Regions from separate parts of the Homo sapiens genome. Here region 2 is linked to region 1. A link is a contact called in ENCODE Hi-C data. All regions are on one chromosome and are shown on one strand. The core of a region is the stretch at or near the end of the contact, and the rest is flanking DNA. Distances in the headings are between cores, read along the strand shown.

Region 1 (5,731 bases), core at 1,604-4,103:
ACAGTTTGCAGGACCAAGATTCGTGATCTCTGATTTTTAACTTTTCATTATTTATGGATCACTAGGAGGAAGGATTGAAAATTAGCTATTTCCCCCCACATTTTCTTGTAGGCTGCTTTGCAGAAGCAGATAAACAGCCGTACCCCCAAAACTGATCAATTCTGGGACCAGGTATAGGGATAGGGCGTAAATACTGCTAGGAAATACATTACTAGTAATTTAGAGAATTAAGTTGTTATAGGCAATAAGGCTCACAAATAGACTTCCATATTAAGAAAATCTGTTGATTGACCTTTTTCAAGATGATCTTTTTAAAAGGCATATTAATTTTGGGTATCTGGGTAATAAAATGAATAAATAATAAAAATGACTTCTCTAAGGATTGTTTTCTAAATATTCTCCTATTAAAAAAGTAGAATATTTTATATTTAGCTTTAAATGTTTTTATGTTGATGTTGAAATGAAAAGAAAGTATCTGTTGACAGAATTTTTAACATTTGGCCCCAGGAACAGTGAGAACAATGTATAGAATTGATTGTAGCATTTTGAAGCAAAATTTATAACTTTTAATTTTCTTATAAAAATATATTTTAACATTTAAAAATTTAATTTTATCATACATTAGATTTTTTTAAAAAAACGTTGAAGTAAATGAAAGTTTATGAATAAAGTTTAGGGCAAGGTATTGGAGAACAAAATTCGTACATTTCTTTTGGTTTGTTGAAAATCTGTTCTTAGTGTTAACTTGGCAAAGTCAGGCAGCAAGCAACACCTACCAGAGCAACTACAGAAGGTAAAGTAAGGAATTTTGGAGAGAAGAAAACAGAAAAATGCTGGTATCTGCTGGTCTTGTGGCTTTCAAATATGGAACTGGCAGCTAAGCTTGTTCGGTAACTACAGTCCCAAGATGGCCCCTAAAGAAGTCTATCTCCCAAGATGAGTCCTAGGGTGATCCCCTTCTACATTGACTCTGGGCTGACCTGGGTCTTGCTTTAACCAGTAGAATGAGGCAGAAGGAATGCTGTGCCACTTCTAGACCTAAGTCTTAGGAAGCCTGATAGCTTCCACTTCTATGCTTTTGGGAGCCTTGGGCCAATATGCAAGAAGTCTGGATACCCTGCTGGAGAGATCCTGTAGAAAGGCCAGATGGAGAGAGACCCTGAGGCTACGTGAAGTGAGAGAGAAAGTCCCAGCAGAGCCAGCCTTTCGGCAATGCCCTGCCAAAGTGCCAGACACATAAGTGAGCCCAGTCATGCCCCAAGACGATTGAGGTCCCAGATGAGTTTTGGGGTGTTATACAACAATCTGTAACTAAAATAGCTTATTTAGAAATTTAAAAAAATAACTAATCAGGCTGTCTTGAATTTATTTCAGCTGACTTTCTGAGTTATTTGGAAGAAAATCCTCTAAAGTAGTTTCAAATTAAAAGACACTTTAAACAAAACTCACCGTAGTCTTGCTTTTTCATTTGAATTTACTCATTTTGGCCCTGTGACTTGTAAACTAAACTCATATTTCTACTACTGCAAAGTTAAGTGTTTTGTTTATGATTTTTAGAAGTTGTCATCTATTGATTTTTTTCTTCTGTTTGTAAAGGTGAATGAACTATCCCAATGCTTACCTGTACCAGTGACTTTGCTTAATCTAAGATGTTGATCATTCTTTATGAAGGCTGAAAATGTTATCTAGAGGTGAAATTTACAATGGAACTAAAAATGAGTGGCTAATGGAATAAAGGCCTGACATTTTTCTACCAATTTTTTTTTTTAAAATTTTGGGTGATATTCTTAAGTAAACTTTTTGCTGTATTTCAGGGTTTGGAAGATAACTTGAACCCATATATGATAGGTAAACTAAAAAATCCCCTAAATTTCTTAATCTTTGTTTCTAAAATATTTGTTTGTAAATTTGTTTAAAGACTTGAGACCTTAATTACTTGCTGAAGGTGATTGTTACTTTAAAACTAAGTCTATGAAATTAGGATTTAGTCCTTATCTAAGTAGGCTCTCTTTCTCTTTTTTAAATACTTAAATATTACAAGCTTTGTAATGGAAAGAAATGTTTCTCATCTTATAGTACAGAAGCAAAAATCTTAGTGGAGAATCGTTACCAATTTGGGGAATTTCAATGGTCATAATTTATATCATTGTTTCTGAATGCCATGTTCACACACTCAGATGATTTCTATTTATAACAATCTGGTATAAAATGGAACTCGTTAAAAAGATGATAGAAACCTTTTAGAAATATCTCTAGAAAGTGTACATGCTAATAAATCTTACTTAAAGATTTTTCATTTTAAAGATGTTATTTAAATTATCTCTGTAAATAACTCCAATAATATCTTTGAAGGGTATTTGGAATGGTTCCTTCCTGAAGATTGTAAGAGGTTAGAGTGCACCATTTTATGGTATGTTGACCCCATGTTAATGATAGGAACCTCACAATTTATATAAAAATCAAATGCATCAATCAACACTTACTTAATGGCAATTTAACAATATAATCACAGTATTTCCCCCTGTAGTCCCAGTCACACTGCAGTAGAAGCTAAATTCCTTCCCCAATAGATGCTGCATCGAAAAGGAAATACTGTACCTCAGAGAGGCCGGGACAGGAATTGGGTAGACATGGACTGTCTCCTTATTCTGGAAGGTGCCTGTCTGTATGAAATCATTACCTGGATCCTTGTTGAGAGCACCGTCTCTATCTGATTTCTGGTGAGGATCTTTTCATAGTTTGCCCTGATCTCATTGAGTAGCTGGGACAGTTCCATTCTTTTCCCATCCTCCACCTTGGCTAACTGAACCTTATCGATAGGATGAGTCGCTGCGGCAGTCTGCTCGGTCTGCGCGGAAGGCAGGGAGCCTCGCAGAGTTTTAAAGATGCAGAGCTCCTTTTTCGGAGGCCACGGAAATTCTCATCTTTCTAACTAATTATGCAAATACAGGGTAAACTCTTTGCTCCTATTGTTATTGGTATAGTAGAAATGTCAGATTCTTCATGAAGGAAAGGAAAATTTCAAAAACCTGTACTGGTTCCCTGTAAAAATTGAGCACTTTGAGGGGAGGGGGAGTTCATTTTTGTGAAAAGGAAATGGGGCATAACATAAGAAAATTGCCGGGCATGGTGGCTCATGCCTGTAATCCCAGCACTTTAGGAGGTTGAGGTGGGTGGATCACCTGAGGTCGGGAGTTCGAGATCAGCCTGGCCAACATGATGAAACCCTGTCTTTACTAAAAATACAAAAATTAGCTGGGCGTGGTGGTGGGTGCCTGTAATCCCAGCTACTCGGGAGGCTGAGGCAGGAGAATTGCTTGAACCCAGGAGGTGGAGGTTGCAGTGAGCCGAGATTGAGCCACTGCACTCCAGCCTGGGTGACAGAGTGAGACTCCATCTCCAAAAAAAAAAAAAAAAAAAAAAAAGAAAATTATATTTAGTTTTCTCAAAATGTTGCAGATAAGTGCTGGTAGACTATGAGAGTTGTGAGTTAACATTTCCAAAGTTTTAACAAGGATGAAGAAATAGACCTTTTGGTGTATTCACCAAAAGAACCCTTGAGTCCTTTGGAGGGTGTAGTCAGTGTACCATTCCATCCAATCGTTGCAATCACTTGAGCCCTTCGGAGGGTGTATTTGGCGTATCATTCCATCCAATCCTTGCAATCCCTGACATTTTCTAACCTGTAAAGATGAAAAGACTGAGGCCAGAGAGGTTGAGGCATCTTGCCCAAGGTTGCTCAGTGATGTATGACATCACTGGGACTGGCTCTTTGACAACTTGCTTGTGTTCCATGTATTACCCCTGCATATCTGCCTCTGCGTTCTCTCTCTCCCCTTCTAAATTCCTGGTTTAATCTTGCCAGCTGGTTGCTAGATGTGACAGAAATATGTCGTGAGAGTGGATCTATCATTATTGTTATTTGTGGAGTGGCTTTGGCTGAATTGTATCTGGAGCACAGTTCAGGAGATAATCAGACCTGGGTTCTAGCCCTTACAGGGCCTTTGCATGCATGTCCTGCTCTTTTAATTTCTGAATTAACTCACATCTGGCCAGGCCAGTCTATGCTGGGCATTCTCACAGCCCTCTCCAAACAAAGCTGTCCTACCCACAGCTCCTGGTGAGAGGAGAGGTTCCAGGTTATTTCTGACCCACCCCTCCCTACCTCCTGCACCTTCCCCATCAGTCACAACTTGATTATCTATAGATTGGTCAGAGACCTTTGGAGTAGGCTGAGACAGAAAGCTCTGACTAAAGAGAGTCATTAATGATTATCTAGGCCAAACTGATTCTCTTTCTTGGTAACTGGGACTGAGAAATATGAAGAGAATTAGGCTTGGGAGTGGAGGAGAGAGAAGAAAGCAATGAATTAAATTCCTAAATTAAATTCAGGGAGCAATGAATTAAATGCTTCCTGCTACTTTAGGTAGCTCCTGCTAATATCCGCCTGAAACACAGAGAGCTGAACTAGATTCCCTGGAGGGTCAGTCCTGGCAATCTGCATTTTAAATAGGTCTGCCAGCATTTCTTATGCACCCTAAATAAAGCAGCACTGTCCAGTGGAAATATAACACAAACCACAAATGCAAACCACAGATGTCCTTCCAAACTTTCTAGTAGCCATATCAAAAGATTGAAACAAAAAGAAGTGAAATTAATTTTACGACTATATTTTATTTAACTTGATATATCCAAAATGCAGCAACCCATATAAAATGTTAATGAGATCTTTTACATTATTCTTGATACTGTCTTTGAAATCCAAGTGTATTTTATACTTACATCGCATCTCAGCTTGGAACAGCCACATTTAAAGTGCTCAATAGCTGGGCACAGTGGCTCACCCCTGTAATCCCAGCACTTTGGGAGGCTGAGGCGGGAGGATGGCTTGAGCTCAGGAGTTCAAGACAAGCCTGGGCAACATAGAGAGACCCAGACTCTACAAAAAAAAAAAATTAAAAAATTAGCCAGGAGTAGTGGTGCAAGCCTGTAGTCCCACCTACTTGGGAGGCTGAGGTGGGAGGATCACTTGAGCCTGGGAAGATTGAGGCTGCAGTAAGCCAGATCACACCACTGCACTCCAGCCTGGGCAACAGAATGGGACCCTGTGTCAATAATTTGAGACATAATAATAAATATTTATTTATTGAGACAGACAGAGGGGATAGGATTTAGAAAGGTATTTTACAGGCATGTGAGTAATGCAGTAAACTATTTCTAGATCTCAAATTTTATTTTTCAAGGAAAAAATATTATTACTTTCCTTTACAAAAATACTACCCTTTATTTAAATAAAACAGTAACAATACCTCATTAAAGGCTATGGCATATATAAAATTGTGGGGTCCCTACAATTCTTGGTGCATGGACTGAGATTATGATGGAGATTGTCATAAATCCATTATAGTTATTAGAAAAGTAAATAATTTAAAAATGTTGACTTTATTAAAAGGAGAAAGCTTGTTATAACACATCTCACAAATGCCAAAATACTGTGTTTGGGGACCCTGGCTCCAGGGACATTCGTGTGTCTGTGTGTCTGCACACTGAAATCACTTCTGGAACTTTAAAAAATGGTGATGACTGTGTCCTCCTCCCAGAAAATCTGATTTAATTGGCTCAGGACGGGGCCTGGGCATCAGAATTTTTGAAAACTTCCCAGGAGTCTAATATGTAGCAAAGTTTGAGAGCCATTCTGATAAATGTAAGTTTTCTTCCACTCATTTATCCC
Region 2 (5,344 bases), core at 1,747-4,246, 520 kb after region 1:
GTATGTTTTCAACATGGTAGTTGACTCAGGCTGGTGGTCAGGAATGAAATTCAACAACAGGATCCACAGATTGGTGGTCTGGCAGCAGACTGGATGGTAGCAACTGAACTCACAGAAGCTGCGGCAGCAGCAAGCGGTCTTGCAGCAGGTGGTCTGGCAGCAGCTGGGATGGCAGCAGATCTCTTGGCAGAGGTCTTAACCACACCTCTGGTGACAGCAGAAGGAGCTGCAGCAGGAGCTGACCATGGTGTCAGAAGGTGGAGGTTCTGGGTGTGGGTTTTCAGTGGCATAAGGTACTAGAGTTCATAAGCCTTCTTCCTTCCAAGTTTCCTTCTCTACCCTGCTGAGGACTTGCCATCACCATGACCTGGGTTATTTCCTTGCTATTGTTTATCTTACCTGAAGAGAAATGATCAGATATTCTGATTGAAGCATGACATTGTAGCAGTTAGCCTTGGTTTTTAAAATGGATGCTAAGGTAATTTCCATTTAATCAGTTATTTATCCCTAAAAGCACCATTTTTCTTCCTTTTTTGTTTTAGCATCATCTCATCCATTCCTTCATATACTTTTCAGAGTGTGTCATTTGATATTCTGAGCACAGGACGAGTCATTCTTTTGTTCCAACCATTTAATTTACTGTTCCTGAATGAGCTGCATAGCCACAGTCCCTTCAATTTGAACAGTATTTAAAATAGATGTAAACATGGATATGTTAATACCCAAAAAATAAGACCCCAGTACATTATAGCAAATAGCTGCTAATGAAATCAGCATAGCACACTTATAAATTATGAAGTAGCTAAAAAACATCTAAGGCACGTGGCTTCAAATTTAACTTGTTCAGAATAGAATTGCTCATTCTGTTTCTTTTCCGAACCAATGCCCTAATTAATTCCCCAGTCCTATTACAAATGGTTGTTAGTCCAAATTTTCAAGCTAGGGCTGGGCGCAGTGGCTCACGCCTGTAATCCCAACACTTTGGGTGGCCAAGGTGGGTGAATCACCTGAGGTCGGGAGTTCAAGACCAGCCTGGTCAACGTGGTGAAAGTCCATCTCTACTAAAAATACAAAAAATTAGCCGGGAGTGGTGGCACGTGCCTGTAGTCCCAGCTACTCAGGAGGCTGAGGCAGGAGGATCATTTGAACCCATGAAGCGGGGGTTGCATTGAGCCAAGATCACGCCCCTGCACTCCAGCCTGGGCAACAGAGTAAGACTCTATCTCCAAAAAAAAAAAATCAAGCTAGTAAATGTAAAGTTCTTCATTCAATAATCATGTTTTGGTTCCCGCTATGTGCCAAACCCATTCTCAGGGTGGAGACACAAGTGAAGAATACTCCACCCCATCCTCTCCTTCACTATAACTTCATTCTGACTAAATGAACTGCACCAGATCATTTTATGGGATGAACTGGCAATGCCATTACCCATATGCTGGACCAGCAAACAGAGGCTGTGTCCACCTTCACAGCTAAGGTCAGGATGCCTCAGCAGCAGAGATGGCAGAAATTTTTAGCCACAGTTTAAGTCAGAGCAAGTCAAGCTGTATCAAAAGACCATTTTGTTGCCAGTGAAAATAAGAAACTCTTTATTTGAATAGATTAGCCAGATATGGAAATTGCTAAGCATCCAAAATATTATGCAACTTATTCTGTGTTTTCCCCATTAATACACATGATGGAGTCATTCTCGTCCCGTTTGTTCCTTCATTTAAAACACACGGCCGGGCGCGGTGGCTCACGCCTGTAATCCCAGCACTTTGGGAGGCCGAGACGGGCGGATCACGAGGTCAGGAGATCGAGACCATCCTGGCTAACACGGTGAAACCCCGTCTCTACTAAAAATACAAAAATTAGCCGGGCATGGTGGCGCGCGCCTGTAGTCCCAGCTACACGGGAGGCTGAGGCAGGAGAATGGCGTGAACCCGGGAGGCGGAGCTTGCAGTGAGTCGAGATCGCGCCACTGCACTCCAGCCTGGGCGACAGAGCGAAACTCCGTCTCAAAAAAAAAAAAAAAAACACACACAACGGTGTTTGTATTTTCAAACTGCAATTCAAAGCAAAATATTTTAGTTGTCTGACTAACTGCTTTTAAACTTTTCTTTGCACCACTAAGCGTAAACATCATGTACCCAGGGATGTTTGTACTTAGGGCCATCAACAGATGTGGAGCTCAGCATGGAAAAGATTACGACAATTACAATTGAGCCCAGTCCCCTGTTTCAGGAATTGAGATACCCAAGTGGAGTTGCTATTACTATTAGAATTACTGTCATTGAATCTGTGTTTGTGTGACACAGATGAAAAGTTTGATAAAAAATACATTTTAACGGAAAATATTTTAAAATATGGTTTACATTTGTCACCTTGAGTTAATCACCATGTTCTAGTGCTGGAGGGGAAAATGTAGGTGGTGACAATAGTTCTGGCCTCTTCAAGTTAGTTTCAGTTGTCAGGGGATCAGTCAATGTACTCTGTCTTAAAGAATGATAATTCAGGCGAGGCACAGTGGCTCATGCCCGTAATCCCATCACTCTGGGAGGCTGAGGTAGGAGGATCGCTTAAGTCCAGAAGTTCAAGGCCACAATGAGCTATGATCGCGCCACTGCACACTAGCCTGAGTGACAGGTGAAACCTTGTCTCTAAGATAATAATAGCAGTAAAATAATAAATAAAAATATATACTTTATAGTTAAATGATGCTATTGATGTTGATCACCTCTCTCACTTCTGGATATAAGTTTTTATGGGTTATCTATTGTTAAGTAGAACAATCATTTATTTTCAGAAGATTCATAACACTTAAGGAACACTTCGTCCCTGGGCAATTCCCTATAGGTTATGAAAAATAATGTCATAAATAATAACCAGGAAAATTCTGCTCATTGGTTCCAGATTTGGGAACCAGTGTATAAAAGGTCCAGATACTAGAAGGGGGTCATCAGATTCTTGGAAACTCACCTCTGAACAGGAGCCCACCCTTCACCCCTGACACCATGACCCACTGCTGTTCCCCTTGCTGTCAGCCTACATGCTGCAGGACCACCTGCTGCAGGACAACCTGCTGGAAGCCCACCACTGTGACCACCTGCAGCAGCACACCCTGTTGCCAGCCCTCCTGCTGTGTGCCCAGCTGCTGCCAGCCTTGCTGCCACCCAACTTGCTGTCAAAACACCTGCTGCAGGACCACCTGCTGCCAGCCCACTTGTGTGGCCAGCTGCTGCCAGCCTTCCTGCTGCAGCACACCCTGCTGCCAGCCCACCTGCTGTGGGTCCAGCTGCTGTGGCCAAACCAGCTGTGGGTCCAGCTGCTGTCAGCCTATTTGTGGGTCCAGTTGCTGTCAGCCTTGCTGTCACCCGACTTGCTATCAAACTATCTGCTTCAGGACCACCTGCTGCCAGCCTACCTGCTGCCAGCCCACCTGCTGCAGGAACACCTCTTGCCAGCCCACCTGCTGTGGGTCCAGCTGCTGCCAGCCTTGCTGCCACCCAACATGCTGTCAAACCATTTGTAGATCCACCTGCTGCCAACCATCCTGTGTGACCAGATGCTGCAGCACACCCTGTTGCCAGCCAACCTGTGGTGGGTCCAGCTGCTGTAGCCAAACCTGCAATGAGTCCAGCTATTGTCTGCCTTGCTGCCGTCCCACCTGCTGCCAGACCACCTGCTACAGGACCACCTGTTGCCGCCCCAGCTGTTGCTGCAGTCCTTGCTGTGTCTCCAGCTGCTGCCAGCCTTCCTGCTGCTAATCCACTTGCTGCAGACCCACCACCCACCAGAGACATATTTCCTGAAACATTTTGTCAAAGTTCCTATTCCACCAAGAAACATTCGCTAAGCTTTTCTGAGAAACAACATTCTGACACTGAACTTTGTGATCATCTTCTTCCTACCATGCTTGGGATTCTGCTGAAGGTTTGCAGTCTACCTCACTTTCATTCTTCTTCATTCCCTCTGTGTTAATGTACCAGATGGTGGTCAGTCAACTCCACCTAATTGACATGGATACATGGACTCAGCCACAGAAAGTGGTCATCAGCTTTTGCCCCTATGGAACTTAAAAAAAAATTCTTAAGACTGCATATCTAACTCTCTATAATGATCAATACTGATCATCTTTTTAGATATATACATTTTATTTAGTAGCCTCTGCCAGATTACTAAACTCTTTCATGATCACTTTTAATTGTCTCCCTACCTGGTCTTTCCTAATAAAATTTATATTATCCTGCATCCTATGGTATGATTTTTGTTCCATTTGTTTGTTTGTTTGCAGCAGTTGCTTTGTGAAGCCTTACTTTTGAGTTGTGGTTTATATTTATTATCTTGTTCAAGTCTCACAATGACCTACAAGTTGGACAGAGCAAACATTTTAGTGATGAGAAAATGATTTGCCATACAACTAGCAATTGACAAGGGAAGGTTCAATGACCAGGTACTTTGAATCCAGGTTAAGGACACTTTTTTAAAAACATTTTTCTCCGGGTAGATGCAACAGTGGTGATTGAGTGCAGGGAAGATGTACATTTTAAGTCACATCTCAAGCAAACACTTTTCTATCTACAAAGCACTTCCCAAATACTCTCCCCACCTCTATGACCACTAGAGACCATCTTTAAGAGTTCTAGGAATGCTTTTACACTCTTGGTGGGAGTGTGAATTAGTTCAACCATTGTGGACAACAGTGTGGCTATTCCTCAAGGATCTAGAACCAGAAATGCCATTTGACCAAGCAATCCCATTACTGGGTATATACCCAAAGGATTATAAATCATTCTACTATAAAGACACCTGCACATGTATGTTTATTGCAGCATTATTTACAATAGCAAAGACTTGGAACCAACCTAAATGTCTGTCAGTGATAGACTGGATAAAGAAAATGTGTCACATATACACCATGGAATACTATGCAGCCATAAAAAGATTGAGATTATGTCCTTTGCAGAGACATGGATGAAGCTGGAAGCCATCATTTCAGCAAACTAACATAGAAACAGAAAAACAAAACACTGCATGTTCTCGCTTATAAGTGGGAGTTGAACTGTGAGAATACATGGACACAGGAAGGGGACCATCACACACCAGGGCCTGTCGGGGGATGGGGGGCAAGGGGAGGGAGAGCATTGAGACAAATACCTAATGCATGCGGGGCTTAAAACCTAGATGACAGGTTGTTAGGTGCAGCAAACCACCATGGTACATGTATACCTATGTAACAAACCTGCACATTCTGCACGTGTAACCCAGAACTTAGAGTAAAATAAAAAATAAAAATAAATAAAACTTTTTAAAAAGTGTTCTAGTCCATGAAAAGAGCTTTGTGTCTCTGGATTCTGATCCA

What was found. A loop is a pair of places that touch in the nucleus more often than their neighbours do.
Region 2: a map of posterior vena cava shows a loop between it and region 1 (5-fold over the local background). The contact joins the promoter of KRTAP9-1 here to the promoter of KRT222 in region 1. A Hi-C loop is called at or near these places in 1 of 168 maps with a recorded cell type or tissue (posterior vena cava).

Annotation. Positions count from the first base shown.
Region 1 is chr17:40,662,324-40,668,054 of GRCh38, forward strand. It overlaps KRT222 (keratin 222), which reads right to left and starts at 2,854. Exons shown (of 6, transcript NM_152349.3): 1 at 2,681-2,854. The coding sequence starts at 2,776.
Region 2 is chr17:41,186,891-41,192,234 of GRCh38, forward strand. It overlaps KRTAP9-1 (keratin associated protein 9-1), which reads left to right and starts at 2,997. Exons shown (of 1, transcript NM_001190460.1): 1 at 2,997-3,749. The coding sequence starts at 2,997. The coding sequence ends at 3,749. It also overlaps the pseudogene KRTAP4-17P.